Linked DNA regions of Homo sapiens: region 1 is linked to region 2. Evidence: read pairs that join two places in POLR2A ChIA-PET (ENCODE). Cell type or tissue: IMR-90. All regions are shown on one strand. Links, peaks and the distances in the headings refer to the core of each region. The heading gives the core; the rest is flanking DNA.

Region 1 (15,916 bases), core at 5,709-10,708, 630 kb after region 2:
ACCTCCAATGATCCTCCAGCCTCAGCCTCCCAAAGTGCTGGGATTACAGGCATGAGCCACTGTGCCTAGATGACAGAGGGACTTTAAGCACAGAGAGGTTTAACATTCCATTTTAATCCGTTTATTTGCTGTGAGGAAACTCGCTTTGTCTCCCCAAGTCCTAGGAGAAGACAGCTCAGATAGACCAGCCCCAGGGACCTGAATATGGGCTGCTCAAGGACACATGTCTACTTTGTGTCCCTGGGAACAGAAAGACCAAGAATCAGGGATGCACGCATTCACAGCCAAAGGTGACAGTGAGATCGTGAAACCAGGGAGTATGCAGAAATCCTGGGGTGTGGGGCCCCTTGGGGGAACAGGGGCACAGCATGAGGCAATTGTGGGTTCTTGCTGTGTTGGATAACACATCCCCGTATCATAGAGCCACTCTGAGTTGGGGCTCCTCTCATCCTCTCACTTGTAGCCCAGAGCATTCAGTTGACATCCCCATTTTGGAACCCCAAGCTTTCTGTGCATGCCTCACTAGGGCATGCGTCTCTCTTCAAGGTAATTTCTGTTTTTTGTTTTGTTTTGTTTTGTTAGAGACAGAATCTCAGTCTATCGCCCAGGCTGGAGTGCAGTGGCACAATCTTGGCCCAGTGCAACCTCCGCCTCCCGGGTTCAAGCGATCCTCCCACCTCAGCCTCCCAAGTAGCTGGGACTACAGGTTTGCACCACCACACCCGGCTGATTTTTGTATTTTTAGTAGAGACGGGGGTTTCACCATGTTGGCCAGGCTGGTCTCAAACTCCTGACCTCAGGTGATCCGCCCACCTCAGCCTCCCAAAGTACTGGGATTACAGGAGTGAGCCACAGTGCCCAGGCCTGCACAGTAACTTCTGCTGTTCTTAGACACTCCCACCTCAGGGTTTTTGCATCAGCTGTTCCATCTGCCTGGACTGCCCTTCTTCTTCAAGATCCCCACTTATGTAGTCCTTTCTGTTCTCAGCTCAAACACCTCCTTCTCCAGGAAGCTCTGCCCATGCAATGTGGATGGGTCCCCCGCCTCTGTCCCCATCATGTCACCCTGTTGTGGTTTCTCCATTTCACTCCTCACAGTCGGTGGTGTGTTTGCTGGCTTCCTGTCTGTCCTTCATCAGCCCACAGAGGCATCAAGGCCTGTGTCACTCACAGCTGTGTCCCCAGCAACCAGCATTGAGCACAGGAAGGACTCGGGAGGGAAGTTCAGATCCTCAATCTCATGCTGGCCACATGTACCTTCAAAGAGAGCTTCCGGTAGCCTTCTGCTACATCCCAAATAGCCACAGTCCTATCAAACCCTCCAGAAATGAGAAAAGAGCCTGCAACAGAAAATGAAAGGGTGGAGATGGGGGTCAACTTTCCAAGCCAAGTGAGCCCAAAGCCAGCTGAAGATGCCTTGGCGAGGCACCACCTCATCTCACTCTGACAACACTGAAACCCCTTCCTGGAGTGGCTCCACGACCCCAAGCCAATTACAGCTGATTCTTATCATTTACAGTAGTCATGTTCTATGACAGGGGTCCCCAGTCCCTGGGCCACAGACTGGTACCAATCCATGGCCTGTTGGGAACCAGGCCACCCAGCAGACAGTGAGTGGTAGGCAAGCAAGCCAAAGCTTCATCTGTATTTACAGCCACTCCCCATCGCTCGTATTACCACCTGAGCTCGGCCTCCTGTCAGATCAGCTGCAGCATTCGATTCTCACGGGAGCATGAACCCTATTGTGAACTGCGGATGCGAGGGATTAGGTTGTGCACTCTTTATGAGAATCTAATGCCTGATGATCTGTCACTGTCTCCCATCACCCCCAGATGGGACCATCTAGTTGCAGGAAAACAAGCTCAGGGCTCCCACTGATTCTACATGATGCTGACTTGTATAATTATTTCACTATATATTACAATGTAATAATAATAAAAATAAAGGGCACAATAAATGTAATACACTTGGGTCATCCCGAAACCATCCTCCACAGCTCCCATTTGTGGAAAAGTTGTCTTCCATGAAACCTGTCCCTGGCGCCAGAAAGGTTGGGGGCCTCTGCAGTTTTTGCAGACACTGAATTAGTGAATACTGAACCATCGCTCCTAGGGGAAATACAGGGTCAGTTTCCTGCGAGCTCTGGTCACATTCTCATCAGTTGATCAGTACGTAACTTTGTTTTATGTGTGTTTCTGTTTAAAGACACCTTATTGCATATATACTGTTGATTTGTTTACATTGAACTCACAACCAACAGCTGTAACTCATGCCTGAATGGATGCATGCATTTTCCCCATCATAGCACTCTCGCGCTTAGGAACGGCAAACAGCACTTCGGCACTGTGGTTAGGGATCATTTTATTTGTTATTTATTTATTTATTTATTTATTTATTTATTTATTTATTTATTTATTTTTAGAGATAAGGTCTTGCTCTGTCACCCAGGCTAGAGTGCAGTGATGCAATCAGCTCACAGCAGCTTCAAACTCCTGGTCTCAAGCAATCCTCCCACTTCAGTTACCAAGTAGCTGGGACTACAAGCAGGTGCCAGCACACCTGGCTAAATTTTTTTTTTTTGTTTTGGTAGAGATGGGGTCTCACTATGTTGCCCAGGCTGATCTCAAACTCCTGGGTTCAAGCAATACTCCCGCCTCAGCACCCCCCCAGCACTGAAATTAAAGCTGTGAGCCACCACACACGGCCAAGGGAGCCATTTTACACAGCAAAATCACTAACAAAAAGCAAAAGAAAGCCCAGGTGTGGTGGCTCACGTCTGTAATCCCAGCACTTTGGGAGGCTGAGGCAGGCAGATCACATGAGGACAGGAGTTCAAGACCAGCCTGGACAACATGGCGAAACCCCATCTCTACCAAAAATACAAAAATTAGCCAGGCATGGTAGTGCGCACCTGTAATCCAAGCTACTTGGAAGGCTGAAGCAGGAGAATCGCTTGAACCCAGGAGGCAGAGGTTGCAGTGAGCCAAGATCGCGCAACTGCGCTCCAGCCTGGGCAACAGAGGGAGCAAAACAAACAAACAACAACAAAAAAAAATGGTGGCACTAAATAGACCACAAAAAGGACATTTTACCACGTGGGAGGTGAAACAAGAAGGCAGAGTGTTGCCTTGTCCAACCTCAGCTGGGAGGTGACTTAGATTTTTTGCTGCTCTTCACATCTGTGAGTGACCTTGAAAGTGCCATGAATGTTGACTTTAGGTTTACAAATAAATATCAGCAAGTAGGTGACTTCACAAATACAGAATCAGGAATAATAATGATTAACTGCATGTGATTCTTTTTTTTTTCTTTCTTTTTTTCTTTTTTTGAGACAGAGTCTCACTCCGTCACCCAGGCTAGAGTGTAGGAGCGCAGTGGCACAATTTTGGCTCAACTGCATGTGATTCTGAACCCCATAAAGCCAAGGACAGAAGCTGGCAGGGTGCCTCACAGTGGGACTTAGACAAGGGGTGCTGCTGAAGAGGGAAAGTTGCCCAGAAGCACCCTAGTGCTTCTCAAGCCAGGCCCCAGTGGCATGTGTGCCAGCTGAGGCCCCCAGACACACAGAGCAAGCCCCACTTCTCACCAGGATAGGGGAGCATATGTTTGGCTCCTGAGTGTCAAGAGCACCCACTTCCCTCCCTGGAGCTGGCTAGCCGCGGTGGCTTCCTGTCACTGCCCCCATTCACCTCTATGTCCCTTTATCTGGCAACAGCTCCCAATTTCCTGTGGGGAAACACTCCTTGCCTACTCTTAGTCCCTCTGCATCAGGGGGTTCTGACCCCAACCCTAGCTCTGCAGGTGGGCAAGTCACCCAGACCTGGCCAATCAGAGGCTTTCGTTGCCCCCTAAGTGATTCATTAAGAGATGGACATGTGTCCCAAGCTGAGCCAATGGGAGTCTTCCCTGGGACTTGTTCTGGCACCATCAGACAGAAGGTCTCTTTCTCCAGGACTGCCAGGGGCCAGAACTAGGCTGAGCTGGACCACTAAAGGTCCTCTTTACCTCTTTAATTTTATATATATATATATATATATATATATATATATATATATATATATATATACATACATACACACACACACATACATACATATATACATACACACACACATATATACACATACATATATATATACACATATATATACATATATACACATATATACATATATATACACATATATACATATATATATACACATATATATACATATATATATATATACACATATATATACATATATATATATATTGAGACAGAGTCTCGCTCTGTCACCCAGGCTGGAGTGCAGTGGTGCAATCTTGGCTCACTGCAGCCTCCGCCTCCCGGGTTCAAGCGATTCTCCTGCCTGAGGCTCCCGAATAGCTGGAATTACAGGCATCCACCACCACACCTGGCTAATTTTTGTATTTTTTAGTAGAGATGGGGTTTCACCATGTTGGCCAGGCTGATCTTGAACTCCTGACCTCAGGTGATCCGCCCACCTCAGCCTCCCAAAGTGCTGGGATTACAGGCATGAGCCATTGTGCCTGGCCTTTTTTTTTTTCTTTTTAGACACAGGGTCTCACTCTGTTGCCCAGGCTGGAGTGCAGTAGCACAATCATAGCTCACTGCAGCCTCAAACTCCTGGGCTCAAGTGATCCTCCCACCTCAGCCTCTTGAAGAGCTGAGACTACAGGTGTGCACCACCACACCCAGCTAATTTTTTAATTTTTTTGTAGAGACAGGGTCTTGCTGTGTTGCCCAGGCTGGTCTTGAACTCCTGGCTTCAAGCAGTCCTCCCACCTTGGCCTCCCAAAGCATTGGGATTACAGGCATAAGGCACCTCATCCGGCCATCTTTGCCTCCTTGGGGGTAAAGGCTGATACAGAGGGAAGCTAGGTTGAAAGACAGAGTGGAAGGGTTGGGTTCCCAACAGCATTGACTCTCTTGTCCCATCCATGCCTGAAGTCAGACGTGCTCTTGGACTTTTCCATTACAGGATTAATCAATTTCTTTGGTTGCATACGCCACATTGAGCTGAGTTTCTACCACTGTAAACTGGTACCTGTGGTCTTCCCTCTTGGGTTTTTTGTTCTCGTGGGGAAGAATCCGCCCTCCCTGTCAGCATCATTGGAAATTGCCTCTCTGTCCATTTGAACGGAACATGGAGAACTCTGCCCAGCACTCCCACAGGAATGGAGGCCTTCTGCATGTTAATTACTCACTGTCTCTGGCAAAGTGACAGGAACTGACAGAACCTTCATGGCCCTGCATCAGAGTCACACAGGCTCCACAGTTTCGAAACTCCCCTGTGTGGACGTTCCATATTTTTAAGTTTTTATCCCAGGAGCTTGTACACAGGAAATGGCCACTGAAGGTAAAACAGCAGTTTGAGATTGCATTGGAATGTGCCCTGAAACACAGATGGTGGGGTGCACACATTAGCGCTTTGCTCCTGGAGGACCTGAAGACATACCTAAAGCCGGGGGTATTTTCTCCTGTGAGCTCATGGTCGGGCTGCACATGCTAGCACTTCGCCCCAAGAGGACCTGAAGACATACCTAAGTGGGGGTCAGCATCTCCTGTGAGCTCATGTTCATCATGCCTTTGATCACTGCCTACCATGGTCCAGATGTGAATTGCTCAGACTGTCACGCTGTTCCAGCATTTCTCGACTGCACCAATTTTTAGAAAAATAATAATAGAGACAGTGTTTCGCTATGTTACCCAGGCTGCTCTCAAACTCCTAGGCTCTAGTGGTCCACCTGCCTTGGCCTCCCAAAGTAGTGCTGGGATTACAGGCGTGAGCCACGGCACTGGGCCAACCACACCAAGGTGGACATTTTGAGCTGGGTCACTCAGAGTTGTGGGGGCCGTCCTGTGTTCTGTAGGAGGTGGAGCAGCATCCCTGGCCTCTCCTGGCTAGATGCCAGGAACCCCCACACCCAGTTGTGACAACAAAACATGAGTCCAGACATTGTCAAATGTCCACTGGGGCACAAATTGCCCTCATTTGGGAAGATTCTGCAGTATTCCCTTGGCGCTGGAGGGAAAAGCAGCTGGTGTCAGGAGTGATTGATTGACAGACAGCCTTTGGGGCTTGGTGCTGGGTGGCGCTTACACAGAGGCTCTCTCCTGCTCCCCATCTTTCCCCCAACAATGTCAGGCGTGGTCTCCCCCTGTTCCACCCCTCTCTTACTTACTCCTCTGCTTCTCCACCCCAACTATTCACTCTCCCTTTTTCTCACTCCTATCCTCATTTGTCTTCAGTGCTATTCAAGTATATTTCAGTGTTGTATATTTAATTAATAAAATTGTGGGTTATTTGGCTGGGTGCAGTGGCTCATGCCTATAATCCCAGCACTTTGGGAGGCCTAGGTGGAAGGATTGCTTGAGCCCAGGATTTTGACACCAGCCTGGGCAACATAGCAAGACCCCATCTCTACAAAAAATATAAAAATTAGCTGGGCATGGTGGCACATGCCTGTAGTCCCAGCTACTCTGGAGGCTGAGGCAGGAGAATCACTTGAACCCAGGAGGTGGAGGTTGCAGTGAGCCAAGATTGTGCCATTGCACTCCAGCCTGGGCAACAGTGCAAGACTCTATCTCAGAAAAAAAATGAAGTTATTCATTCCAATTTTTAAGCATCTTCTTTTTCAGAAAAATAATAATAATAAAAAGCCTGTCTGTATTTTGCCACTTTTTGTTTGTAACCCTCAATGTCTTTCTCCTGTGATTCTCACCTCCTCTTGTAAGCAGAGTTTTCTCTGAGTAGCCTGGATCATAAAATCAATCATTTGACCTGAAGAAAAGGTTGAGCAAAACAATTTTCTAGAGCTCAGATCAGAGTTTTGGAACCCATTTTGGTTCTTTGAAAGGCACAAACTGAGCAACGCCAAAGGAGAAGAAATGTCAACTTCGCAGGGCCATCCGGGATAAACCTCACCAATTCCCAGTGCCTGGTGAGCTAAGAACCATGCTGGCATATCATGGAGGTTTGACTGCAAGCTCTCCCAGCAGCCAGACACTGTCATTGAGGTTTAAACCAGAGGTATACCCAGAGGATTATAAATCATTCTTCTATAAATACACATGCACACGTATGTTTATTGCAGCATTATTCACAATAGCAAAGACTTCGTGTCAACCCAAATGCCCATCAATGATAGACCGGATAAAGAAAATGTGGTACATATACACCATGGAATACTATGCAGCCATGAGAAAGAATGAGATCATGTCCTTTGCAGGGACATCATCCTCAGCAAACTAACACAGGAACAGAAGACCAAACACCACACGTTCTCATTCATAAGTGGGAGTTGAACAGTGAGAACACATAGACACAGGGAGGGGAACATCACACACTGAGGCCTGTCAGGGGGTGGGAGGCAAGTGGAGGGAGAGCATTAGGGCAAATACCTAACACATGCGGGGCTTAAAACCTAGATGACGTGTTGATAGATGCAGCAAACCACCGTGGCACATGTGTACCTATGTAACAAACCTGCACATTCTGCACATGTGTCCTGGAACTTAAAGTAAAAAAAAAGACATAGCAATTTCTAAATAAATAAATACATAAATAAATAAATAAATAAACCAGAGGTATCTCTATGGACTCTCATTTCACATAAATCCCACTTCTCGTAGAAGGCCATTTCACCTGTACAGAAGTTTGGGGAAAATGGCTATGCTGCACGTACAGTTCTGGACAAGATGGAGTCAACTTTAAAAGTAATTTTTTTAAATGGCTGAAATTTTACCAAATTTGGCAAAATATATAAACCTACAGATTCAAGAATCTGAGTAAAACCCAACAGGATAAATCCAAAGAAATCTACACCCAGACACATAATTACACTTCAGAAAACTAAGGACAACAAAAATATCTTCAGAGCAGCAAGAGAGAAATGACTTTTTACCTATAGGAGAAAAACAATATGAATGACAGTGTAAATGAAAACCACAGTGTGGCCAGGCACTGTGGCTCATGCCTGTAATCCCAGCACTTTGGGAGGCCGAGGTGGGTGGATCACAAGGTCAGGAGTTTGAGACCAGCCTGGCCAATGTGGTGAAACCCTGTCTCTACTAAAAATACAAAAATTAGTTGGGCATGGTGGCGGGCGCCTGTAGTCCCACCTACTCGGGAGGCTGAGGCAGGAGAATTGCTTGAACCCGGGAGGCGGAGGTTGCAGCGAGCCGAGATTGCACCCTGCAAATGATATAGCTGATCTTGCTAGAGGATTTAAAAAATTCATAATGTCGGTCGGGCTATATCATTTTCAGTTCTCAGTGCAAAATTAATAAGCAAGATCCCCACTCCTGAAAAAGCTAAGCACAGTATTACCATATGATCCAACAATTCCACTCCTGGGTATACAGAGTAAAGAATTAAAAACAGGCCAGGTGCAGTGGCTCACACCTGTCATCCCAGAACTTTGGGAGGCCAAAGTGAGAGGATCACTTGAGCTCAGAAGTTCAGGACTAGCTTGGGAGACATAATGAGACCCCGTTTCTGCAAAAAAAAAAAAAAAACAAACTTAAAAATTAGCCAGGCATGGTGGTGTGCACCTGTAGTCTCAGCTACTCAGGAAGTTGAGGCAAGAGGATCACTTGAGCCTAGGAATCCGAGGCTCCAGTGAGCTATGATCACGTCACTGCACTCCAGCCTGGGCAACAGAGCAAGACTCTGTCTCGAAATCAAATAAAATAAAAAGAATTGAAAGCAGGAACTCAAAGTTACATGTACATGTGTTCATAGCAGCATTATTCCCAATAACTAAAAGGTAGAAACAGCCTAAGAGGTCATCAACAGATGAACAGATAAACAAAATGTGGTATGTACACCTATAATGCAGTACTATTCAGTCATCAAAAGGAATGAAGTTCTTAATCCCAGCACTGTGGGAGGCCGAGGTGGGTGGATGACAAGGTCAGGAGTTTGAGACCAGCCTGGCCAACATGATGAAACCCCGTCTCTACTAATAATACAGAAATTAGCCAGGTGTGGTGGTGGGCGCCTGTAATCCCAGCTACTCAGGAGGCTGAAGCAGGAGAATCACTTGAACCCAGGAGGCAGAGGTTGCAGTGAGCCAAGATGGCACCACTGCACTCCAGCCTGGGGGACATAGCGAGACTAAGTCTCAAAGGAAAAAAAAGGAATGAAGTTCTGATGTTCTGATGCAGGCTACAACACAGATGAACCTTGAGGACATTATTTTAAGTGAAATAACCTAATCACAAGAGGACAAATAATGTATGACTCTACTTATATGAAATATCTAGAATAGGCAGATTCATAGAGACAGAAAGTAGAATAAACATTACCCAGGGCTGGGGGCATGGGGAATGGGGAGTTATTGCTTAACGGGTAAGAGCTTCTGTCTGAGATGATGAAATCATTTTGGAAATAAATAGTGGTGATGGTTGCACAACACTGTGAATGTAATGAATGGCAGAGAATTGCACACTTAAAAATGGTTAAAATATCATGTTTTATGTTGTGTGCGTGTATATATATATATATATATTTTGAGACAGAGTCTCACTCTGTCACCTAGGCTGGAGTGCAGTGGCACAATCTTGGCTCACTGCAACCTCCACCTCCCGGATTCAAGCTATTCTCCTTCCTCAGCCTCCTGAATAGCTGGGATTACAGGTGCCCGCCACCACGCCCAGCTAAGTTTTGTATTTTTACTAGAGGTGGGGTTTCACTATGTTGACCAGGCTGGTCTCGAACTCCTGACCTCAGGTGATCCGCCCCACTCGGCCTCCCAAAGTGCTGGGATTACAGGCATGAGCCACCGAGCCCAGCCCCAAAATTTTTTTAAATGATAATGTAATATCTCCAAAACGACTGAATTCACTTTATTTATTTATTTTTTTTAGACAGGGTCTTACTTCATTGTCCAGGCTGGGGTGCAGTGGTGCAATCATAGCTCACAGCAGCCTCAAACTCCTAGGCTCAAGCAATCCTCCAGCCTCAGCCTCCTGAGTAGCTGGGACTACAGGTGTGTGACACCACACCCAGCTAATTTTTAAATTTTTTGTAGAGATGGGGTCTTGTGACATTGCCCAGGCTGGTGTTGAACTCCTGGCCTGAAGTGATCCTCCCACTTTGGCCTCCCAAAGCTCTGGGATTATAGCCATGAGCCACACGCCCAGCCAGACCTTCCCATTTTACAGGAGATGCTGGAACTTCACCTTTTGTGGACTTCTCTGCACAATGATTTCCACTAGTGGCTCACATTGAAACAAATGCATCTGAGGCCCAGCCCAGCCCACAGGCCACAGCTGATGGCTCCCTCCTGCCTGCCTGTCCCCAGCCTCCTCAGAGCACCTATGACCAAGCTACAGACGTGTCCACATGGATGCTGGCTTATGTGGAATTCAGGAAGTCATGAATGGGGACGCCCCACCCAAACTCCCTTCTGGCCTCCTGGGGTCCAACTCACTTAGTGATGGTGAGCAGCGTGGCCTGGGATGTAACATCCCAGATCTTGATGCACCTGTCCAATGAGACAGAAGCCACCCTCTGGCTGTCGGGGTCAAAGCAGCATGACGTGATGGACCTTGTGTGATGATCTGCAGAACACGGAGGAAAGGGACTTGAGACCACGCCTTCCACCTGCTGGGCTGGAGGACTCCCACGACTTCCCCAGCCAGTGACGATTACAAAACACAATTCCAGTTTTCATCAGGAGCTACACACCTGCACAAACATTCCTGAGTGACTACTATGTCCCAGGCTTTGAACCGGGAGCACAGCAGGTTCCCTGCCCCCGCAGAGCTGCCAGTCTGATGGAGGAGACACCCCGGACCAGGCAACGACCTGCCACATGCCACAGATCATGAGATGAGTGCACGGGCCACCAAGGCCCAGACAACATAAGCCTGGCCACCCTGAGGGGTCCAGGAAGGGCCCGAAAAGCCAGCAAGGGAAGCAGAAATGGAAGAGCACTCCAGGAAGAAGGAACAGTGCTTGCAAAGGCCTGGGCCGGATCATGGAGCAGTGTGGGGCAAAGCTGGAGTCTGAAGCATGGTGGGGTCAGAGTGTCAAGTGGGCTCTTAGGGGCTATTAGGGAAGCTGTGGGGCAGTGCACATGGCATAGTGCCACATCGATAAAAAGAAACACAAAGCACATATGAGAAGCAGTGTTGTGTGTGCAAACACTTGTACGCACAGGCATACACACAGGGTTCAGGAAGACTGCCCAGCAATGTATGGTTCATAACAGGTGCCTCTGGGGAGGAGACAGGACAGACACAGCAGCCTTTTGCTTTTTTATTTACATAATGAATGATTTTTTTATTTTTGAGACAGGGCCTCATTCTGTCACCTGGGCTGGAGCGCAGAGGCGCGATTTCGGCTCACTGCAACCTCCACCTCCTGGGTTCCAGCAATTCTGCCTCAGCCTCCCGAGTAGCTGGGATTACAGGTGCCCGCCACCACGCCCGGCTAATTTTTGTATTTTTAGTAGAGACAGGGTTTCACCATGTTGGCCAGGCTGGTCTTGAACTTTTGAGCTCAGGTGATCCACCAGCCTCGGCCTCCCAAAGTGCTGGGATTACAGGCATGAGCCACCACGCCCAGCCCATAATGAATGTCTTTACAATGATTACACATTTTTTTAACTTTAATTTTAAGATAATTGTAAACTCCCATGGAGGTGTAAGGAATAACAGAGAAATCACCCATGTCCTTCACCCAGCAGCCCCCATGGGAACATGTGGTATCATCATCACACAGTGTCCCAACCAGGAAACTGTCATACAACAATTACTAAGTCCTATATTTTAAAAATAGGCTGGGCACAGTGGCTCATGCCCGTAATCCCAGCACTTTGGGAGACCAAGGCGGGCAGATCACCTGAGGTCAGGAGCTCGAGACCAGCCTGCCCAACATGGTGAAACCCCATCTCTACTAAAAATACAAAAATTAGCTGGGCGTGGTGGTGGGTGCCTGTAATCCCAGCTACTCAGAAGGCTGAGGCAAGGAGAATTGCTTGAACCCAGGAAGTGGAGGTTGAGGTGACCCGAGATCGCACCACTACACTCCAGCCTAGGAGACAGAGCAAGACTCCATCTCAAAAAAGAAAAAAAAAAAAGATACAGGTAGGCCGGGTGAGGGGGCTTCTCCTATAATCCCTCACTTTGGGAGGCTGAGGCAGGAGGATCCCTCGAGGCCAGGAGTTTGACATCAGCCTGGGCAACATAGCAAGACTCTGTTAATGTTAACTCTGTTAATGTTAATGTTAAGAAGCCTGAGCCTCCCCTCAATAAAAGATTAGGCTGTCAATGACCACATGAGGTTGGAGCCGAACATTGTGTCCTTTGTTAAAAGCACAAGACTGAATGAATGGAAAAGCATTAACTGAAGAGGATCAGTTTTGGTGTGTTTTTTTGTTTGTTTGTTTGTTTTTTGTTTGTTTGTTTGTTTTTTTGAGATGGAGTCTCACTCTGTCTGCCAGGCTGGAGTCCAGTGGCTCAATCTCAGCTCAATACAATCTCCACCTCCGGGTTCAAGTGATTCTCCCGTTTCAGCCTCTCAAGCAGCTGGGACTACAGGTGCATGCCATCACACCTGGCTAATTTTTGTATTGTTTTTGGTAGTGACAGGGTTTCACCCTGTTGCCCAGGCTGGTCTCAAACTCCTGGGCTCAAGCAACCTCCCAAAGTGCTGGGATTACAGATGCAATCCCAGCCACCGCACCTAGCCTAGTGTCCCAGCTTTAATGACGTGCTTCATACCATTACAGTTTCACCAAATAAAGCAATGGAAGGTCACCGTCAGTCAGTGACAAGTGGCTATTCCTATGGCAGACTGAAGATACAGGGAGCCCGCACACCCTCACCTTTGATGACGGAAACGGTGGTGATGTTCTCGGCGTCCATTATGCAGATTCCATGATCCACGTCGAAGCCTGAGACCACGTATTTACCATCAGGAGAAAACTTACAGGAGACGATGAAGGTATCATACCTGACCTTCCACTGAAATGAGCCAGCAATCAAAAGGTTGTTTTAAGCCAGGTGTGGTGTGTTACACCTGTAAACCCAGTGCTTTGGGAGGCCAAGGCTGGAGGATCGCTTGAGACCAGGAGCCTGAGACTAGCCTGGGAAACATGCAAGATCTCCATCTCTACAAAAGTAAAACATGAGCCAGGTGTGGCGGTGCTCGCCTGTAGTCCCAGCTACTTATGAGGCTGTGGCGGGAGGATCATCTGAGCCCAGGAGTTTGAGGCTGCAGTGAGCTACGATGGCGCCACTGTGTTCCAGCCTGGGTGACAGAGCTTGCAAGACCCTGTCTCTAAAAATCATCATCATCGTCATCATAAAATAAAAACTTGGCTTATCTTGTCTTTCTAAAAATGTTTACAATGAATACAAACTGACCTTTGCACTAACAAGAAAGGTTGTTTTTTAAGGAAAGGAAGGAGGAAGGGACAGAAAAGGCCTGCAGGAGCTGAGAGGGAGGGACGGCAGGGGTGAGGCAGGAGACCCCGAGGAGGCCCCTGAGCAGAGCTGAGGGTGCCTGGAAGGGGTGCAGGGCCGAGTGGGAGTCTTGAGCCTGTGGGATGGACGGAGAGTGACCCCCTCCAAGATATAAAGAGAACAGACTGGTAAGGGCCAGAACCCTGGTTCTTGGGGGCACATGGCCTTTGTCCCATGGCCTCAGCCCCACTTCCTGTCTAATCAAATCCAAACATCTTACCGGGGAGCCTGGAATACCAGCCCCCACACCCCACCCCCAATTCTGGCTTCTTTCTGTGTATCCAAACCCATCCCATCTTTCAAGCAGAAGCCTTGGTTCCATCCGCCTCCTCCAGGAGTCTTCCTCCCCCAGTGCCCACCCTCTCACCCTCCAGACTTTTTGCAAGCAATGGCTGTTGTGGGTGCAGTTCACATCTGTACTTCCATCCCCAGGAACATGCCTCCTTCCTAGAAGAATGGAGTTTTATCACCTCCCCCTACCCAGGGTCCAACCCAAAGCTGCCTGAGGCTTGGTCAAGCCCCTGGGCTGCAACCAACGCCCCCACTGGACAGGCATACGTACCAGCAGCTTGCCTGTCTCCAGGTCCCAGGCCCTCACTGTCTTATCATAGGATGCGGCAATGACTCTGGAAATAAGATGACGATGACGAACACTGGTTCTTTTTTTTGAGACAGGGTGTCTTTCTGTTGCCCCAGCTGGAGTGCAGTGGTGCAATACCGGCTCACTGCAACCTCCACCTCCCAGGTTCAAACGACCCTCCTGCCACAGCCTCCTGAGTAGCTGAGATTACAGGCGCCCGCCACCACGCCCAGCTAATTTTTGTATTTTTAGTAGAAACGGGGTTTTGCCATGTTGGCCAGGCTGGTCTCAAACTCCTGACCTCAAGTGATCCACCTGCCTCGGCCTCCCAAAGTGCTAGTATTATAGGCGTGAACCACCGCGCCTGGCCAAACATTGATTCTTAACAACAGAGACAGTTAGGTCTGTGGTCCTTTCCATCCTCCCCCGCCCCCCGCCTTTCCTTTTCTTTTTTGAGACAGGATGTCACTCTGTCATCCACGCTGCAGTCCAGTGGTGCAATCCTAGCTCACTGCCACCTTGAGCTTCTGGGCTCAAGTGATCCTCCTACCTCAGCCTCCTGAGTAGCTGGGACTATGGGCACTCATCATCATGCCTGGCTATTTTTTTCTCTCTCTCTTTTTTTTTTTTTCCTTAGAGACAGAGCCCAGGCTGGTCTCTCCTGGCCTCAAGCGATCCTCCCACCTCAGCCTCCCAGAGTACTGGAATTACAAGAATAAGCCACCACGCCTGGCCTGCCTATGACTTCTATGAAGACTTTTTTTCATTTTTCTAATTTAGGACCAAGATTATAATTAACACAATCATCTTTAAAAGACTGCTCCATCACCCACCCTAGGGACCATTCGGTTCTCACTGAAACTAGAGAGAACCAGCCAAGCACGGTGGCTCATGCCTGTAATCCCAACACTTTGGGAGGCTGAGGCGGGCAGAACACCTGAGGTCAGGAGTTCAAGACCAGCCTGGCCAACATGGTGAAACCTCATCTCTACTAAAAATACAAAAATTAGCCAGGCATGGTGGTGCACACCTGCAATCCCAGCTACTCAGGAGGCTGAGGCATGAAAATCTCTTGAACCAGGAGGCGGAGGTTACAGTGAGCCAAGATTGCGCCACTGCGCTCCAGCGTGGGCAGGAGAGGCTCCATCAAAAAAAAGGAAAGAAGGAAGGAAGGGAGGAAGGGAGGAAGGAAGGGGAAGGAAGGAAGGAAGGAAGGAAGGAAGGAAAGAAGGAAGGAAGGAAGGAAGGAAGGAAGGAAATAGGACCTAACACACAAGGAACCACAGCACAATCATCCCCAGTACTCTTCAGCCACCCACACATGCTCCTTTATATCAAGGGCTTTCAAAGTAGCATTTCTTCTGTTTTCCTCTTCTTCTTTTTTATTTTTTCTTTTAAGACGGAGTTTCACTCGTCGCCCAGGCTGGAGTGCAATGGCGTGACCTCAGCTCACCACAACCTCCACCTCCCGAGTTCAAGCAATTCTCCTGCCTAAGCCTCCGAGTAGCTGGGATTACAGGCATGTGCCACTACGCCCGACTAATTTTGTATTTTTAGTAGAGACCGGGGTTTCTCCATGTTGGTCAGGCTAGCCTTGTTCAAGGCTACCCGACCTCAGGTGATCCGCCCGCCTCAGCCTCCCAGCTGTTTTCCTCTCCTAAAGGGATCTCTACACCCGCAAGGATCAATCGTTTTCCTCTCTGCTCCCATGTCTGTCTTTTCACAGGGATATAGTTTAAGAGACTACTTATTTTGTTCTGAAATGTTTTCTTGTACAAAAAAACATAAATGTATCCTTGTCTTCTTACATGGCACGTTTCTGTGGCAAAGTTTGTCCTCTATATAAGATAAAT
Region 2 (17,175 bases), core at 5,526-10,525:
ATGAGATCACAGACTCTGCTGAACCCAACCTTCTCAGCAAGGCTATAATCAGACAAGCAGATGAACAGACTGAGAGACCTGCCTGCTGCTGTCTCCGGGAGGGAGGACTGGGGTTTTAGCACCGGGTTGTCTCTTCCCCCACCCCCAGGCTTCCTGGGGTGCTGGTCAGTCCTTCTTAGATCTGTGCTCACCTCAGGCTCCAGAGATGGCTCCTGTACAGGCTAGGAATAAGCCAGCCTGGACCAGAGCTCACGGTCACACCCACCTGGCCTCCGCCTCTACCCTGGGAATCCCCCCAATCTTCCCTCCTAGTTAGGACCCCAGAGAATCTGGAGACTAAAGGGAGTGACGAAACATGGGACTGTTAGTCCCCTCACCTGTCCCCTCACCCAAATTGCCCTTGCCCAGTCCCTGGCACCACGCTCAGTGGGCACTCAGGACTCCTAGTGGGCAGGAAGGCAGGGGTTGCCTTTCTACCTTCTGCCAACAGCCTGGGTGTGCCATTCTGAACCAAACCAACCCTGCCGGCCCTGGGAGCCAGCACTGGGGTGAGAACGAGACAAGACTAAGACCTCCTGACCAGGAATTTTAACATTTTTGCAGCCTGTGGGGGAGCCAGCAGCCCCCTAAATTGCTCAAAACTGCATTTGAGCCTTTTCCATCAAATTCTCAAATGCTATATGGATTTGGGTGCAAGTAGCAAAGGCTGCAACAGAATAGCTTCATGATAGAACACCTGATTCACAGAATGCGCCTGGAGGTGAATCAGTGGATTGGAATACTATTCAAGGACCAGCTCTCCCCAGCTTTCCTCTACCATCCTCAGCACGTTGGCCTGTTCTCATGCCAGCACTTCTCTGGTCTCAAAATGAACAGAGCTCAAAGCTTCACACCTGCCTGGACACCTATAGAAAACAATGGAATTATCCTAGTGGCTCCCACAGCCCTCCTTGTCACGTCCTATTGGCAAAAACTGGGTCACATGCCAAGTTACAAGCCAATGGGACTGCTGCCCTGAACCCCTGGGAGGGAAGTGGGTACTGGGCAAAGTCAGACTTTCCCTGGGGGTGGGAGTGGGGCGGGGGGGTGGGGGTTGGGGAGGAGAGGATGGATTCTGTGTTGAGGGCTGGGCCGCTGAATGTTTTAAGCACGGAACCCTGAGCTGGCCTGACACTGGGGAAAGTTCAAGAGCACTCCCAGGGACCCGTAGCCCTTCTTGTGCAACAGCGCTGAGAAGATTGTTGGAACAGATTAGGCTGTTGCAGTCAAGGGATGCCAGGGAGGCCCTCTCCAGGGGGGTCGGGGGAGTCCTCCACTTTTCTCAATCAATATAAGCCCAGACGGGATCCGTGGGAGAATGGCTTTCCATAGAATCCTGCCCCAAGTGACTGTGTGTGGCTGCCACTCTGGCTCCAAGTGACCACCTGAGGCTCTGCAGATACATTTGCAAGGGTCCAAGGGAGTTTTTCCCATGAAAAAAGTTTAGACAATGAGAGTGGCCTTTGTTCCATCAGAAACCCAGGGCTCTCCTTCCTTGGACCCAAGCCCAGTACATGGAGCCCCTTCCATGTGACAGGCAATCCCTTCTCCTTGGGCCTGCCCTGTAGTAGACAGTCTGTGCAGAGCATCAACTTGAGAATCTGAGTGCAGCTGGTTGACCTTGGGCTTTACCTCTCCAGTCTCAGTGTCCTCCTGTGTAGTGTGGGAACAGAGATAGGACCTAACGGGTGGGGTTGCTGGAAGAATTAAATGGGAGAACACAGCAAAGCAAAGAACTCGGCCCAGCCAGTGTGAGTGCTCTGTAAGTAGCAGCTGTTGTTTAGAGCTGATGGCTGATTTCCTCTTCCAACATGCCTCCCGTCAAGCCATGGTTTCAGCTCCACCCCTCAGGTACCGTTGCCCAGAGCCCACCCACAAGAGATGCACAGGAGCACAGGAAGGCGCGTACAGCAGAGTCCCCTTTCACTTTTTTTGTTTGTTTAAGAGGATGAGGCTGACTCCATTGCCCAGGTTGGAGTGCAGCAGCATGATGATAGCTCCCTGCAGCCTCAAACTCCTGGGCTGAAGCAATCCTCCCACTTCAGCCACCTAAGTAGCTGGGACAATAAGCGTGCACCACTACATCAGGGGCCAATTTAAAAATCTTTAGTAGACCAGGCACAATGTCTCATGCCTATAATCCCAGCATATTGGGAGGCCAAGGCAGGCGGATCACCTGAGACCAAAAGTTTGAGACCAGCCTGGCCAACGTGGTGAAACCCCGTCTCTACTAAAAATACAAAAAGTTAGCTGGGCATGGTGGCATGTGCCTGTAATCCCAGCTACTCGGGAGGCTGAGGCAGGAGAATTGCTTGAACCTGGGAGACAGAGGCTGCAGTGAGCCAAGATTGTGCCATTGCACTTCAGCCTGGGCAACAAGAGCAAATCTCCATCTTAAAAAAAAAAATCTTTAGTAGAGAGATGGGGTCTTGCTATGTTGCCCAAGCTGGTTTCAAACACCTGACCTCAAGCAATCCTCCTGCCTTCTCCTCCCAAAGTGCTGGGTTTACAGACAAGTGCCCAGTGGAGTCCATTTGAGTGCCCCCTTGACTCCAGAATTGACAAACAAGTCAGCAAGACAAACATGTATACATTACAAGGGAGAACGTAAACTCTGCCTAACATTTAAAGATAAAATACAAGACTCCAGAGAAATGTCATGATTGCTTTGGGCTGTGCCCCTGGGGTTGGGCCGGGAAGTGTCCCCAGGCTCCTCTGTCCCCAGGGCCCTTGTGGATGGGTGGGATGGATGATCCAGGCCCCGGAGGCAAAGCAAAGTGCGGCTCAAGGGAGGAGCCCTGGAGCAGAGTGCAGAGTCGGCTGGTAAATTCTTATTTTTCAAGCTGTGAAACTCTGTACTGTCTTTTATTTTATTTTTATTTTTTGAGACAGAGTCTCACTCTCCCCCCCAGGCTGGAGGGCAGTGGTGCAATCTCAGCTCAGTGCAACCTCTACTTCCCGGGTTCAAGCGTTTCTCCTGCCTCAGCCTCCTGAGTAGCTGGGATTACAGGTCTGCGCCATGACACCTGGCTAATTTTTGTATTTTTAGTAGAGATGGGGTTTCACCATGTTGGCCAGGCTGGTCTCAAACTCCTGAGCCCAAGTGACCCACCTGCCTCAGCCTCTCAAAGTGCTGGGATTTCAGGTGTGAGCCACTGTGCCCGGCCTCCGTGTACTGTCTTTTTAAAAAGTATTTAAAAATATAAATAAAGAATACATCATCATCATCATCAAAAAATAATGTATCACCATAAAATGTGTGAAAGGGAAACAAAAGTCCTCTGTCTCCCCTTCCCAGAAAGAACTGTGTCAATGATTTGACATTTGTCCATCTAGTTTTTTTTCTATTTATAAACACACAGGTGTGCAGGCACACACAGACACACAACTACACAGACCCACACAGATACACACATGCAGTGGCTCGGTGTGGTGGCTGATACCTGTGATCCCAGCACTTTGGAAGGCCGATGAGGGCAGATAACTTGAGGTCAGGAGTTCGAGACCAGCCTGGCCAACATAATGAAACCCCGTCTCTACTAAAGATACAAAAACTAGCTGGATATGGTGGCGGACACCTGTAATCCTGGCTACTGGGGAGGCTGAGTCAGGAGAATTGCTTGAACCCAGGAGGTGGACGTTGCAGTGAGCCAAGATCTCTCCACTGCACTCCAGCCTGGGTGACAGAGTGAGACTACATCTCAAAAAACAAAACAAAACAAAACAAAACACACTTACACACACACACACGTGCAAATACACACAGTCAATGACAAACATACAGAAACATAACTATAGACACAATTGCACAGACACAGACATGGACACACATACTAACAAATATGCAGAGACACGGACATATAGTTGCACAGATACGCAGACACATGCACACACAAGCGACACAAAGAGACACACACGTACCCATACCACACCCACACACATAATCTACAGACACAGACATGCACAGAACCATAGGTAAAAAGACACCTACACACACACCTGAGCACACAGATGTGCACACAGGCACTCACACATGTGCTTTTAAAGTATGGGATCAACCTATTCATACTGATTCACAGCCTGCCTTTCCTCCATCATGCATGCATTTCACAACGTAAAAAATAATGTAACAGACACCCAAATGTAACAAACCATTTTGAATATTTGCTTCAGATCCTCTTTAAAAAACAATACGAAATGATACAGATGTATTAAACCCCTCCCTTCCTCCCCAGCCAGTTGTATCCCTCCTGTGCACCCTTTTATACTTTTTGCAACATTGGGATATGTTCATAAACAATGGTAACACTTGTGTAGGTTTTAAACTTGTACATGAATGGGATGGAAGTGTGTATCCTTTTGTATCTTGTTTGTTGCCTCTTGCTGTTCTCATATCACTGAGCATGGGCCCTCCCTTGTCACTCCTTTGATCCACATGGGGCCTCTGTCTCCTGCTCTGTGTCCCCTCCCTCAACCAGCTCCCTGTCACCCTTCTCTCCCTCCTCTCTTCCCTGTCTTCTCTCTCTTCTTCTTCTCCTCCTCCCCCTTCCCTCCTCCCTCCCTCCCTCATCCTCGTCTCCCTCCCTCCATCTGCCACCACCTCTAGGCAATGCGAGCCTCTGGCTGAAAAGCTAGAAGGTCACCCAAGGAAGTGCAAAAAAGAAAAACGTCTTGATATATTTCATAATATTATCGCCCTCTGAATTTTTACAGTTCTGTTTTTACATCTAGGTCTCTCATCCTTTTGGAATTAACTTCTGCCTATGGTTTGAGGTCTGTATCTAAAAAAGAATTTATTTTTCAAAATGGCTAGGCAGTCTTCCAAAGGAATCAACTCGTAACAATTGTATTTATTAGGATTTTAACTGGAATTGGGGAGAATTGAGGGCTTCTGATTTTTGCTTTATTACAGAAAGAATATGGGAATACAGATACTTTGTAAAAAATTAAAACATCGATTCTTTTAGTAATTAGAACTAATTACAAATTAATCCCCCACACCCTGACAATCTCATTTTCTTCTTCCTAGGGAACCTCTGTTTGGTATGTGTGATGGGTTAAATTATTGATTCCAATTTTTCCCTGCCCTGTAGTACCTAGAGACAACTACACCCTTGCTACAGCTTCGTGGTTGGCAGAAATAACTTCTCCACACCCTGATACGGGGCTTCACCAAGTGGGAGTTAGCAGGTAGTGGCTTTACGGAGAGGCTTAAAGTGTGCTTCTGTGGCTGGACTTGGAGTTTCTGCTGTGGCCATAAGAATAAGCTCCAGGCAGCTGGAGACTGGAGCCATCGAGTGACATACACAGAGTGGGGTTGCATAAGCCTCCCACAGACACAGGAGAAATTCGTGCTTATCACTGTATGCCGCTGAAATTGTGTGTGTCTTTGTCACACGGCAATAGCTGACTATAAACTATATATCTGTATGTGTGTGTGTGTGTGTGTGTGTATGTATACACATCCATACACGAATTAGACTGGGATGATATACATGTTACTCTATTATTTATAATTATATAATATATATAATCATATGTTATATATACTATAGATATTATATAAAATTATGCATGTGTGTGTATTACATATCTTGGCCCACCCCTAACATTTTCAGGGCTGAGAAGAAGAGGATAAATAGAGATCCACGTATCATATGTCTAAATACCTAAAAGGTGTAAATCAAGCTAGCAACTATTTAATAACATACATTATATTCTCCCACCTTGATGAATATACCTTCATAATGACCTGGAAGCCCGGGTTCGGTCTGGAATTCTTGGATTCCTTGGAGTGGGGTGCTGGAATGTGCTGGCTTGGGAAGAGCTGGCTGTATTAGTCCATTCTTGCATTGCTATAAAGAAATACCTGAGACTGGGTAATTTATACAGAAAAGAGGTGGAGAGATCTTGGCTCACTGTACAGTGCTGCAGGCTGTACAGGAAGCATGGCTGGGGAGGCCTCAGGAAACTTACAATCATGGCGGAAGGTGAAGGGGAAGCAGGCACATCACATGGCTGGAGTAGGAGCAAGAGAGTGAGGGGGAAAGGTGCTACGCACTTTTAAACAACCAGATCTCGGGAGAACTCGCTCACTATCATGAGAACAGCACTAAGAGATGATGCTAAACCATTCATGATAAATCACCCCTGTGATCCAATTACCTCCCACCAGGCCTCCCCTCCAACACTGGGGATTACAATTCAACATGAGATGTGGTGGGGTCACAGATCCAGACCATATCACTGGCCCTTTCCATACATGGGGAAACCGAGGCCCAGGGAGGTGAAGCAGCTCCCCCCAAAGCCCAGTGGTAAGTCCAACATGCCTTTCTCTTCTGACCTGCTGCATAGCCATGCTGTTTGGAGGGGTTGGTTCATGTGTATAGTTTGGCTGCTATTGAAGAACTCTAGGAATGACTTAAGGAGGGCTAGTTCTTTCTTAGGACTCGTTAAGCTGAGGCCATCGTGGGTTAGAAGACATGCAGCCAGGGTCTGTCTTGTGAGGTATTTAACGATGTCCTTAAAACCCTGGTGCCTGTCCCCATGATCTGCTTTTCTGGACCTAAGTGACCACAAAGTCCCAGCCAACCAGCCCCAATTCCAGCCGGCTGTCCACCTGACCAGGCTGAACCCTCTCTAGAGAGGCAGGGAGAGAAAAGGGACCCAGCTCCTCCAGGATTCTGGTATGCCTCTCCCTGGGGGATCTTAGAAGAAGATTAGATTATACAGCTGTCTGGGCACAGTGGCTCACACCTGTAATCCCAGCACTTTGGGAGGCCAAGGTGGGTGGATCACTTGAGGTCAGGAATTCGAGACCAGCCTGGACAACATCTCTACTAAAAATGCAAAAATTAGCCAGGCATGGTGGCACATGCCTGTAATCCCAGCTGAGGCAGGAGAATTGCTTGAACCCAGGAGGCAGAGGTTTCACTGAGCTGAAATTGTACCACTGCACTCCAGCCTGGGCAACAGAGCAAGACTCTGTCTCAAAAAAAAAAAAAAAAAAAAAAAGATTACAGCCTCCACTGTCACAGTTGGTCTTGGAGCTGCAACAGATACTCAGCTTCTCTCCTCCTTATTATCTCTTCAGGACTCCTGCACCCTCAGCGAACAGCAACCTGGTCTCAGGGGCTTACCTGGTGGAAAAACCAGATCTTCATCCCTGAGGGGTCTGAGACTCTGGCCAACATCACCTTCTCAGACCAGAGTTGCTGCACTTGCCCATTCGCTGTCAAAACTGGGCAAGGGAGTATCGAAAAGCATCCAAGTGGATTAACCAGACACCAAATAGATTTCTCCCAGCCCCACTGTATAATAAAAATGCTCCCTCTTACTGATGATCAGGGCTTGTGGTCTGGCTCAGGTCCTGTGGCAGGAAATGCAAACCTATACTCAGAATATGTATTTATTCCTGACAAAATGAGTCACTACTTCTTCCAGGATGAAAGCGATCCAGTATGGTCGGCTTGCCACCAAGTGAAGGGTGGGTGTCCTCATGGAATGGTGGTGCATTCCAGACTTAGCATCGATCTCTGCTGCTGGAGAATCGGAGATCTGGCAGGAGCAACAGCAGCTAGGTCAGCCATGCTGAGTGGGAACCCATGCTGTTGGACCTATACATAGCCTCCATCCCTGTCACCACGTCCTCCTCGTGTGTGTTTTTTGTACCAGCCATGAAGAGGCCAATGACAGAAGCTGGCTGATGTCACTTAGCTAAGTTGCCAAGAGGGTAACTCATCTTGCTTGCTGGTGTCTTAGCCCAAGCAGTCTAAAGTGTCCAGGCAGCAGCCACAGCTTACAGTTCCACAGGACTCTTGCCGTGTTCATTGATAGACGCATAGCTCATGTGGGAAGCAGGATTTCCAAATCCTCAGAGCCCAGGTCTGTGGGAACAAGAAGCACATGTTCTCCAAGTGGGCAGATGAGCATGAGGGTAAGCAGGACCTCTTGCATCCGCTCTTTGGTTCCCAGACCCATCTTACCTAGGACATAGGGTGTTGGTTTCCTGTTGCTGCTGTGAGAACACACCACAGATCTGGTGAGTTAGAACAACACAAATCTATTACTTTACAGCTCAGGAAGTTGGAGTCCAACATGAGTCTCCCAGGGTGGAAATTAAGGTGTAGGTAGGGCTGCATTCCCTCTAGAGGCTCCAGGGAGGAATGATTTCCTTGTCTTTCTCAGCTTCAAGGGGCCTGTTGCTCCCTTGGCTCATGGCTCCCACTGTCTTCAAAGCCAGCAAAGGCTGGTTGAATCCGTTTCACACTGCATCACTCCCACAGTGACTCTCCTGCCTTCCTCTTGCAGCTAGGAGAACCCTTGTGATTACATTAGCCGCCCCTCACCCCCAGGTAATCCAGGATAATTTCCCCACGTCAAGATCCTTCACTTAATCACATCCTGTCTAGATGGTCCTCTTTGCCATGTAAGGTTACATAACCACGGGTCCTGGGAGTCAGGATGCAGATCGCTTTGGGGGAAAAGGGTGATGATTCTGCCTACCACACCCAGGTAGACCCATGTCCACCTTTTGTTCATTTAAGGTACCTACTTTCATCTGGAGAATGGCACCTCATCTTTGCAAAAAGCTGTGATTTCAACAGGCCCTTCCATTGCTTATCAGATTAGCAGATTCGGAGGGATACGGTAGATGATATGACCAGCCCACCCTTGCACCTCCTTTCTGTAAAGTGAGTCCCTTTATCTGATGCAATGGCACGTGGGATGCTGCGCTGTGCATCAGACACTCTGTAAGCCCTTGGGCTTGTGGTCTGGCTCGGGCCCTGTGGGCAGGAAAGGCAAACCCATCCTCAGACTTTGTGTTTATTCCTGACAAAATGAATCACTGCTCCTTCCAGGATGAAAGGGATCCAGTGTGGTGGGCTTGCCACCAAGTGATAGGTTGGTGTCCTCATGGAATGATGCTGCATTTGGGACTTAGTGTGGGTCTCTGTTACTGGAGAATTGGAGATTTGGCAGCAGCAATAGCAGCAGCTAGATCAACCATGGTGAGTGGGAGCCCCTGTTGCTGGACCCATGCATAACCTCCATCCCTGTCACCACGTCCTCCTTGTGTGTGCTTTTTGTACCAGCCGTGAAGAAGCCAATGACAGAAGCTGGCTGATGTTGCATACCCAAGTAGTTCTGCCCACTTGGTTGCTTGGTGCCTCTTCCAATGAGTGCTAATGTGAGAGACATCGTCACACTTTGTGCCAAGTCCCATCCACATGACTTCCCCTTGTCTCCTAACTTCTAATCTTTCTCCTTCTAGGCTCCTGACTATCTGGCCAAGCCATCGGCCACTGCCCATGAGTCCATGTATATTCTGAACTCAGGCCATTTCCCTTTTCACCAAAGTGGATGACCGGTGTCTAAAGCTCTACCCACTGGGAGTATTTCACTTTACCACCATCTTTCCAGGCCACTCCTGGGTGGAGCTGTGGTGCACACACCATCCACTGCTGCAGTGCAGACACCATCAGCTTTTATTTTGAATTTTTATTTAAAAAAAAAAAAAGATATGGGGGTCTTGCTGTGTTGCCCAGGCCTGTCTAACTCCTAGCCTCAAGCAATCCTCCTGCCTTGGCCTCCTGAAGTGCTGGGATTACAGATGTGACCACTGTACCCTGGTCACCATCCACTTTTTTTTTTTTTTTTTTTTTTTTTGAGATGGAGTCTCACTCTGTTGCCCAAGCTGGAGTGCAGTGGCACGATCTTGGCTCACTGCAACCTCCACCTCCCGGGTTCAAGTGATTCTTGTACCTCAGCCTGTGGAGTAGCTGGGATTACAGGTATGTGCCACCATGCCTGGCCACCATCCACTTTTTACCTGCTTCTACACAAGCCAACACATCTGTGAAAAAAGCTCTAGCCTTTTCCTCTTTCATTAGCTGATCATGCCCCTCACCATATGGCCTCAGAGGTAAACTGAGGAAGAGGTCTCAGTGCAGCAGTGGGGATCCCAAGGTGCCCAGGCTCCCTGCTCACACAGCTCGCTTGTGTCCTCCCACCCTGCTTGCACTTGATCCTGGGTGTGCCACTTCTATCTTATTATTACTAGTTAGAGACAAGGTCTTACTCTGTCACCCAGGCTAGAGCGCAGTGGTGCAATCACAGCTCATTGCAGCCTCCAACTCCTGGGCTCAAGCAATTCTCCTGCCTCAGCCTCCTGAGTAGCTGGGACTGCAGGTGTGCATCACCAAACCTGGATGATTTTTTACTTTTTGTTTGTAGAAACGTGGTCTCTCTATGTTGCTCAGGCTGGTCTCAAACTCTTGGCCTTAAGCGATCCTCTTGCCTCTGCCTCCCAAAGTGCTGGGATTACAGGTGTGACCACTGCATCTGGCCAACTTCTATCTTTTGATAGGAGGTGCTGAGTCCACTTGGCCTTTTGACTTGGTGGTTCTGACAGGACCCAGTTCATGATGGGCAGCTATGGCTGCAGTTTCATTGAGATCCCACGGTGATATGGTTTGGCTGTGTCTCCACCCAAATCTTATCTTGAATTGTAGTTCCCATAAGCCCCACGTGTCATGGGAGGGATCCACTGGGAGGTAATTGAATCGTGGGGGCGGTTACCCCCGTGCTGTTCTTGTAATAGTGAGTGAGTTCCACAAGATCTGATGGTTTTATAAGACGCTTTTCCTCCTTTGCTCGGCACTTCTCTCTCCTGCTGCCATGTGAAGAAAGACGTGTTTGCTTCCCTTTCTGCCATGATCGTAAGTTTCCTGAAGCATCCCCAGCCATGTGGAACTGTGAGTCGATTAAACCTCTTTCCTTTATAAATCTGGGTGGCAGAGGACCTTGTGGGAGACTCCTCCCACTTCTCTGTGGTCCCAGATCCTCGATGCTCAGCTCTGTTCTGAGCTGGGGGCATAAGGGTGCCATCACCCAGGTCTAGCACAAGGCCTGACACGTGTGACCGCTCTAAGTGTTGGATGGAGATGTGCTGATAGCCTCTTCTATGCGCCGAATGTCCCCTGACAATATTGTGTCCTATGTTGAAATCCTCAACCCCAAAGTGATGGTGTGAGGAGGTGGGGCCTTTTGGTGGTGATTAGGTCCTAAGGGTGGAGCCCTCGTGAATGGGATTAGCACCCTGATAAACGAGGCCCTGGGGAGCTCCTCACCCCTTCTGCCATGAGTTCACAGCAGGAAGAGGGCCCCCTATGAACCAGGAAACCGGCCCTCCCCAGACACTGCATCTGCTGGCGCCTTGATCTCAGCCTCCAGAACTGTGAGAAATTGTTTGTTGTCTGAGTCACCCAGTCTATGGGATTTTTGATGTAGCAGCCCAGACAGACTAAGATGGATGAAGACAGCCCCTCAGCCTCATTCTGGATCCTTCTGGGCATGGAACTTGACCGTAGTACACCCCTCCTTCAATGGTTCCGCTGTTTCCAACACAAAATCCAATCTCCTTATCCCTTATCCAAAATCCAAGGATCTCCCTGACCTGGCGTCTCCCAGTTCCCCCATTCCGTGATCCGCAGATGTCTATGTGGGGCTCACACAGTGTTTGTTCACACTCCCCTGGGCTCAAGCCCACTCCTCCTTCTGGTCCCGATTCATGTCCTGAGAGCCAGCGCTAGGAGGTCGCATGCTCCATCAGTCTTCGGGCACTCAGCGGGGGTCCAGGCCAGGGCCCCCCACCCTCAGCCGTGTTCCTTGGTCACTCTCCAGAGCCTTGGGTCACTCTCCACTGACTGTTAGGCCAGCAATCCTGCCTGCAGATCTACAGAGAGCCGAACCTTGAAAAATGATGACGAGCCCTTCTCCTCGTGTCATTAATCCTCTCATGACCGAGGCATTTCCCCCAGGGTGGGCACAGGCCCAGGGTGACTGATGGCACCTGCCCAGCCTCTTGAGGACTTTGGCCAGTGGGAGGTGTTGACAGCATTTCCCAAGTGAAATGCCACATGGAGATTAATGACCCCCGAGCTGCGGGCTTTGGGTGGGCAAGGCTGGAGCATAGCGGGGCCCCCCAGCCTGCCAGGTCTGTGGAACGCTTCCTGCACCCCAGTCCTCTCAGCCCCTTCCAGGAACAGTGCTGTGGGTTCGCTACCTTTGCCCGGGTTCTCAGGATCTCTCAGAAATGGTTGCCTCAGCTTCACGCCTGAAACCTCAAACACAAATAATTTTCAATTTGCCTTGGAGTTTCAATCCCACAATCCGATGTTAAATAATAGATTAGCTGCCTCAGGGAGAGAAACAGGATTTAAGAAGAAGAAATAACTAAAAGGAAAAGTAAAATTCAGCACATCGGTTTGGAGAGCAAGAATGCAGCCTTCCCTCCCGGCCCAGATTTGCCGACCCCATCTCATCCTCCCAGACGTGGCTCGCTTCCGGGTCTTAGGGGACTGTCATCCACACAGCATGGTCTCCCCAGAGGCAGGCTGGAGGCGTCAGCAGTCCTGGGCTCATCTCCAGCTGGTGCGGCCAGATTGGCAGACTCCGTCTCCCACGCCCCTGCTCTCAGGCCCTGCACGCGGAGGAGGGGGCTGACCTGTAGCCCCAAAACCACCACCCACCAAGGCAGAGAGAGACAGATGGGTGTGGGTGGTCACAGGCAAACTCAGGTAGTCACAGGCAGGTGGATACAGGCTGGAACAGGTGACAGCAGGCAGGTAAGCAGGCAGGTAGCAAGTGTGAACTGATGGAGCCAGAGGCACAGGTACAGGACCACCGTGTCACCAGACCCCAGAGGAGGCTGAAGAGGGTCCCTCTGTGGGGCGTGACTTGTTCACAAGCCCTGGAACCGAGGTCATCTCCATCCAGGAGATTATCATGGTGGGCAGAGGTGAAAGTCATCATCGTGATCCTGGCCACTGCCACCCCTGGCCACAGTTTGCCTGTCACCACAGGAAACCACACCATCTCCAAGGTCACAGGTCCCCAACTCCCGCCTCACTTCCTCCGCAGACCCCAGCGCCTTCTCTCTGCCTATCAGCCCTTCCTGTCTTGATGCCCTTCCTCATCCAGCCTTGTCCTGATTGGGTGACTATTCTCTGTGTCCTTCACTCCTCTGTCACACAGGTCTAGGAGGAGCCCCGCTGTGACCTTGCTTATGCTGCAGCAGGAAGGCATGCTGGTGCCCTGCACATCCATCATAAACTGCAAATGGGTGCAAAGCAATGCCTGAGACACTCCCTCTCTTTCTCCAGAGAGCTTGTCTTTCCCTTGCCCTAGTGACCATTCAATTCCTTCTCTGCTGTCGCAAAACCTCCTACCCCATTGGAACACCAGAGAGCCAGTAAGAACTGTGCACTCATGGGCACACAGAGCCAGGGCCAAACCATCAGGCTCTGAATTCTGGAAGATCCCCATTATAGCTGTGTGGCCTTGGGCAGATTACTTAACCTCTCTGTGTCTCAATGTCTTCATCTGCAAAAAATGGGGAGGATGATAACGGTCTTCCAGGGTTGTAGTGAGGATTAGATAAGCTCTTATATGTGAAACGCTAGCCAGGCGAGGTGGCTTAAGCCTGTAATCCCAGCACTCTGGGAGGCCGAGGCGAGTGAATCACTTGAGGTCGGGAGTTTGAGACCAGCCTGTCCAACATGGTGAAACTCCGTCTCTATTAAAAATACAAAAATTAGCCCGGTGTGGTGGCAGGCCCCTGTGATCCCAGCTACTCGGGGGGCTGAGGCAGGAAAATTTCTTGAACCTAGGAGGCGGAGTTTGCAGTCAGCCGGGATCGCGAGGGGCAGGGTACAAAAAATATGAAATACTTAGAGCAGTACCTGGTAAACCGGTAAATTCCATAGTTACTTATTACTTTAGGTGCCAAGGCAGGAGATGCTAGTGTGATAATGGCTTGGGTTAAATGACAGCCCTGGAGAGGGAGAATGGACATGGATTCAGTATGCCCTTGGGAGGCAGGGCGAAAGGGACGATCCAGGGCTTGTAGGGAAGGCTGAGCCGGGAAGCCGGGAGAGGAGGGGCTTGAGGTGTGAAAGGTGTGCGGCTCAGGTGAGACGTTCAAGTGGAGACACCCGCTGGACGTGCCGACAGCTGGGGGTGAGGCGGCTGGCCATGGGGGTCTACCGATCAGGGCTGCAGGGGCAAATCCGGGAGTCTAGCACAGGGGTGATGGGGAGCTCGCCCAGGGAGTGTGTAGGCAGAAGAGTGCCTGGGATTGCCAGCGTGCGGCAGTGGAAGGTGCCTTGTCAGCGGACTCTGCGGGTGGCAAGATTGGAAGGCAGGCCAGGGTGGGGTCCAGAGTGGAAAAGGAGGTGAAGCCATGGGGGCTGAGGGGTGGGTTCTGCCAGGAAGGAGAGGAGAGAAATGGGCAGGCGCTGCAGGGGCCATCTGGCTACGGCTTCCCCGTTTTTAAAGGTGGGGCATTGACAGCTTGTTTTCTGCTGATGGGAAAGCCTGCTGTGTGTGCAGAGAGGGCGCAGGTGCGCGCGGGAGGTGCTTAAGGAGTAGGCTAAGGGACTGGGATCTGGTGTGTGTGTGTGTGTGTGTGTGTGTGTGTGTGTGTGTGTCGGGGGTGACCTCTGGCCAGTGCAGGAGGGGAAGTGGAGGACAGGGCTCAGCGTGGGAAGTGCATGCACTTGGCTGAGACAGTGAGGGACCTTCCGGTTCTTCCCATTTATTTCAATGCAGCAAGAAGCCCCGTCCTGAGCCGTGCATGTTTCTGTGTGTTTACGTGTGTGTCTGTGTGTCCGCGTGCATCTGGGTCTGTGTGCATGCGTGTGTCTGCATATCTGTCTGGGTGTGTGTTTGTGAGGATGGGTGTCTGTGTGTCTGTGTGTGTGGTTGTGTGTGTCTGTGCGTCTGTGCCTGTGTGTGTGCATGCATTTGTGTTTGCGCGTGTGCGTTCGTGTTGTGGTTGAGGTTGGAGAAGGCCTGACATCACCCTGATGGAGCGTGCAGGACAAGCCCCCGGGGAGGTTGTGGATGTCACTGCTTTAGGGGCGCTGCGGGTGTTTGGGGGCTTAGTGTTAGCACAGGCGGGTCCCCTGGAGCTGGTGGGTTTGAGAGTAACCTCTGGAGGCCGCCCGCAGACAGTGGAGGGGCGGGAGCCCCGTGACCCCATGGTTGGGAGGGCGAGGTGACAGAGGAGCCGACTGCGCGGTGGGGAGGCTGGGGACGCGGGGCGCCCGGGAGCTGGAGCCGCGCGGCCAGAGCGCTGCTGCCACCTGGCGGCCCCGCCGGGGATCCCCAAGCCGCTGCTCGGGAGCGGGGACTTAGCCCCACCTGGCGGCGGAGAACGGCTCTGCGCCTGTGGGTACGAACGCGAGGGAGCCCCTGCCGGCCGCTTGGGCGCAATCCCAGCTCCAACTCCTGCGCTGCACAGCTCTGGCCACGCCTTTCTGTGCCTCAGTCTTCTCACCTATACAGTAGAGCGAGGCATGAGTGGACAGCACCGCTGGGAGAGGGGCACTGGGCAACGCACACGAGGCCACAGCGCAGCACCCAGCACGAGTGACCCCCGACACCTGCACCCCCGACACACTCAGGGTCCCAGTCCCTTGGTCTCCTCTTTAAACACCTCGCGCACGCACCTGCACTTCTCCACGCTCAGCACTCACTGTCCACTTGACTCAGGCTGGCATACCCAGGTGGCGCGGAAGGGTCGCCCAGGCCCGTGACAGGAAGTTGCTCTCTCTGCCCTCTGCCCCTGCCCCCTGCCCCCTTCCCTAGCTTCCAGAGCTCTTGGCACCTCCAGCTGCTCCCCTGCTCCTCCTTTCCTGAGGCCGGCCCAGGGTGAAGGAGAGGCAGGAGGATAGTCCCCTAGTAGCCCCGGCCTGGCCCAGACCCCGGGTCCCCCTCTGCTGCCATCTCCCAACAGAGCCTCTTGTGCAAAGCGTGCCCTGGGCAGTGAGAAGGGCCAACAAGCAGCCAGGCCAGGGCAGTGTGAAGAACCCAGCTCAGGGCTCCCACACCCCCTCCCCGGCCCGGGCAGGGCAGTGGGGCTAACATACAGTCCTCTCCCCACACCCTGCTCCCCGGGGCGCCTGCCTATTCCTCATTCAGGAGTCATGGTACCCATCAGCTGGGAGTCCCCGGAGGTAGGGGCAGTGTTACTTGAGCCCAGACTACCCCACCCCCAACTTTCACCTTTGCCCATTTCTGGATCCCGTGGTTCAACACAGCCTCTTGTGCCCAGCTCTGGGTCCCCTGGGCTTGTAGAGCAGTGGAGGAGTGAGGGACGCCAGCAGGATGTTCGCTGGGTTCACCACGAGTGCTCCCTGAAGAGGAAGGGGCCAAGAAGAGATAGGGGCAGTGAGGTGAGGCCGCCTCCAGGCCTCAGAACCATGGGCTCCACAGGCTCCTGTCCCCCACCAAGGGGCTCAGCCCTGAGGATGAAATTGGCAAACCCTGCCTGAGAGTAGGGGGAGATGATGGGGGACCCCCTGTCCACTGCCTGCCTGACTTTGTCCTGGGCCCCTTGGACAGGCCCTGTATGGGCCACCAAACCCTGTCGAGACAGCAGGGAGGAGGGGGAGCTGGGGGGAGCCAGAACTGCCCGAGTTTCCCACCTGACCATCTGTGTGGACCTTGAATCCTATCTCCCCAGGATACTCAAGGCCTTTGGGGCTCCCAAGCCCCAGGAGGGACCCTAGGCTTTGGGACGTCTGTTCTCGTCACCACTCAGAGAGTGGGGCTCCCATCCAGGAGGTCTCAGCCACTCAAGGGCAGAGGCCTGGCAGGGACTTCCCTGGGGCCGCCCGGAGGGGCCCACAGGGGGACCAAGCTGGGGAGGGCCCTGGGGCTTGGGCTGTTCTTCTCCCAACTCAATGGGCCTCCTTTGCCCCTGGGAGCTGCCAGTGGCCCTTTCTAGGGTCTCTGATCAGTTGGCCCCTTCCAGGTGACATCCACAAAATGGCCAGCGAATGGGCAGGGAGAGACGAGGAGCAGGTGCACGAGATGGTCCTGGAGACGGGCAGGACTCAGACTGCACACAGCCCACACCCGGCATGGACGCGGGCTCACACACAATGCACACCCCTCACTCCAGGAACACACACACACAGACACACACGCTCCCACTGACCCCATAGCACAGGCTAGAAACACACACACACACACACGCTCACACCCACCCCACAGCACAGGCCAGATACCTCCCTCCCCCCACACACACCCACATACTCATTACCCATTTAGCCCACAGCACAGGCC

The links. ChIA-PET counts read pairs that join two places held together with the same protein. Peaks named below come from ENCODE experiments on the same cell type or tissue, not always from the same donor. Only the 100,000 strongest peaks of a DNase experiment are listed, where the experiment ranks them.
Region 1: POLR2A ChIA-PET joins it to region 2 with 8 read pairs; 3 of 35 experiments call an interaction of 5 or more read pairs at or near these places.

What each region holds. Positions count from the first base shown.
Region 1 is chr19:33,145,838-33,161,753 of GRCh38, reverse strand. It overlaps WDR88 (WD repeat domain 88), which reads right to left. Exons shown (of 11, transcript NM_173479.4): 4 at 14,046-14,109; 5 at 12,844-12,982; 6 at 10,444-10,573; 7 at 5,212-5,399; 8 at 1,258-1,340. LOC124904691 (a long non-coding RNA gene) reads left to right here. Exons shown (of 2, transcript XR_007067228.1): 2 at 1,099-1,983. Among named protein-coding and RNA genes, the nearest start is that of WDR88, 22 kb to the right of the region's middle. RefSeq lists cis regulatory regions at 413, 10,387, 13,639 and enhancers at 329-498, 842-1,251, 10,303-10,472, 13,555-13,724, 14,676-14,845. In IMR-90, for the core only: no CTCF peak of the experiment used is centred there; no DNase peak of the experiment used is centred there.
Region 2 is chr19:33,776,254-33,793,428 of GRCh38, reverse strand. No RefSeq gene overlaps it. Among named protein-coding and RNA genes, the nearest start is that of KCTD15, 12 kb to the left of the region's middle. RefSeq lists a silencer at 15,043-15,202. In IMR-90, for the core only: no CTCF peak of the experiment used is centred there; a DNase peak (open chromatin) is centred at 7,448.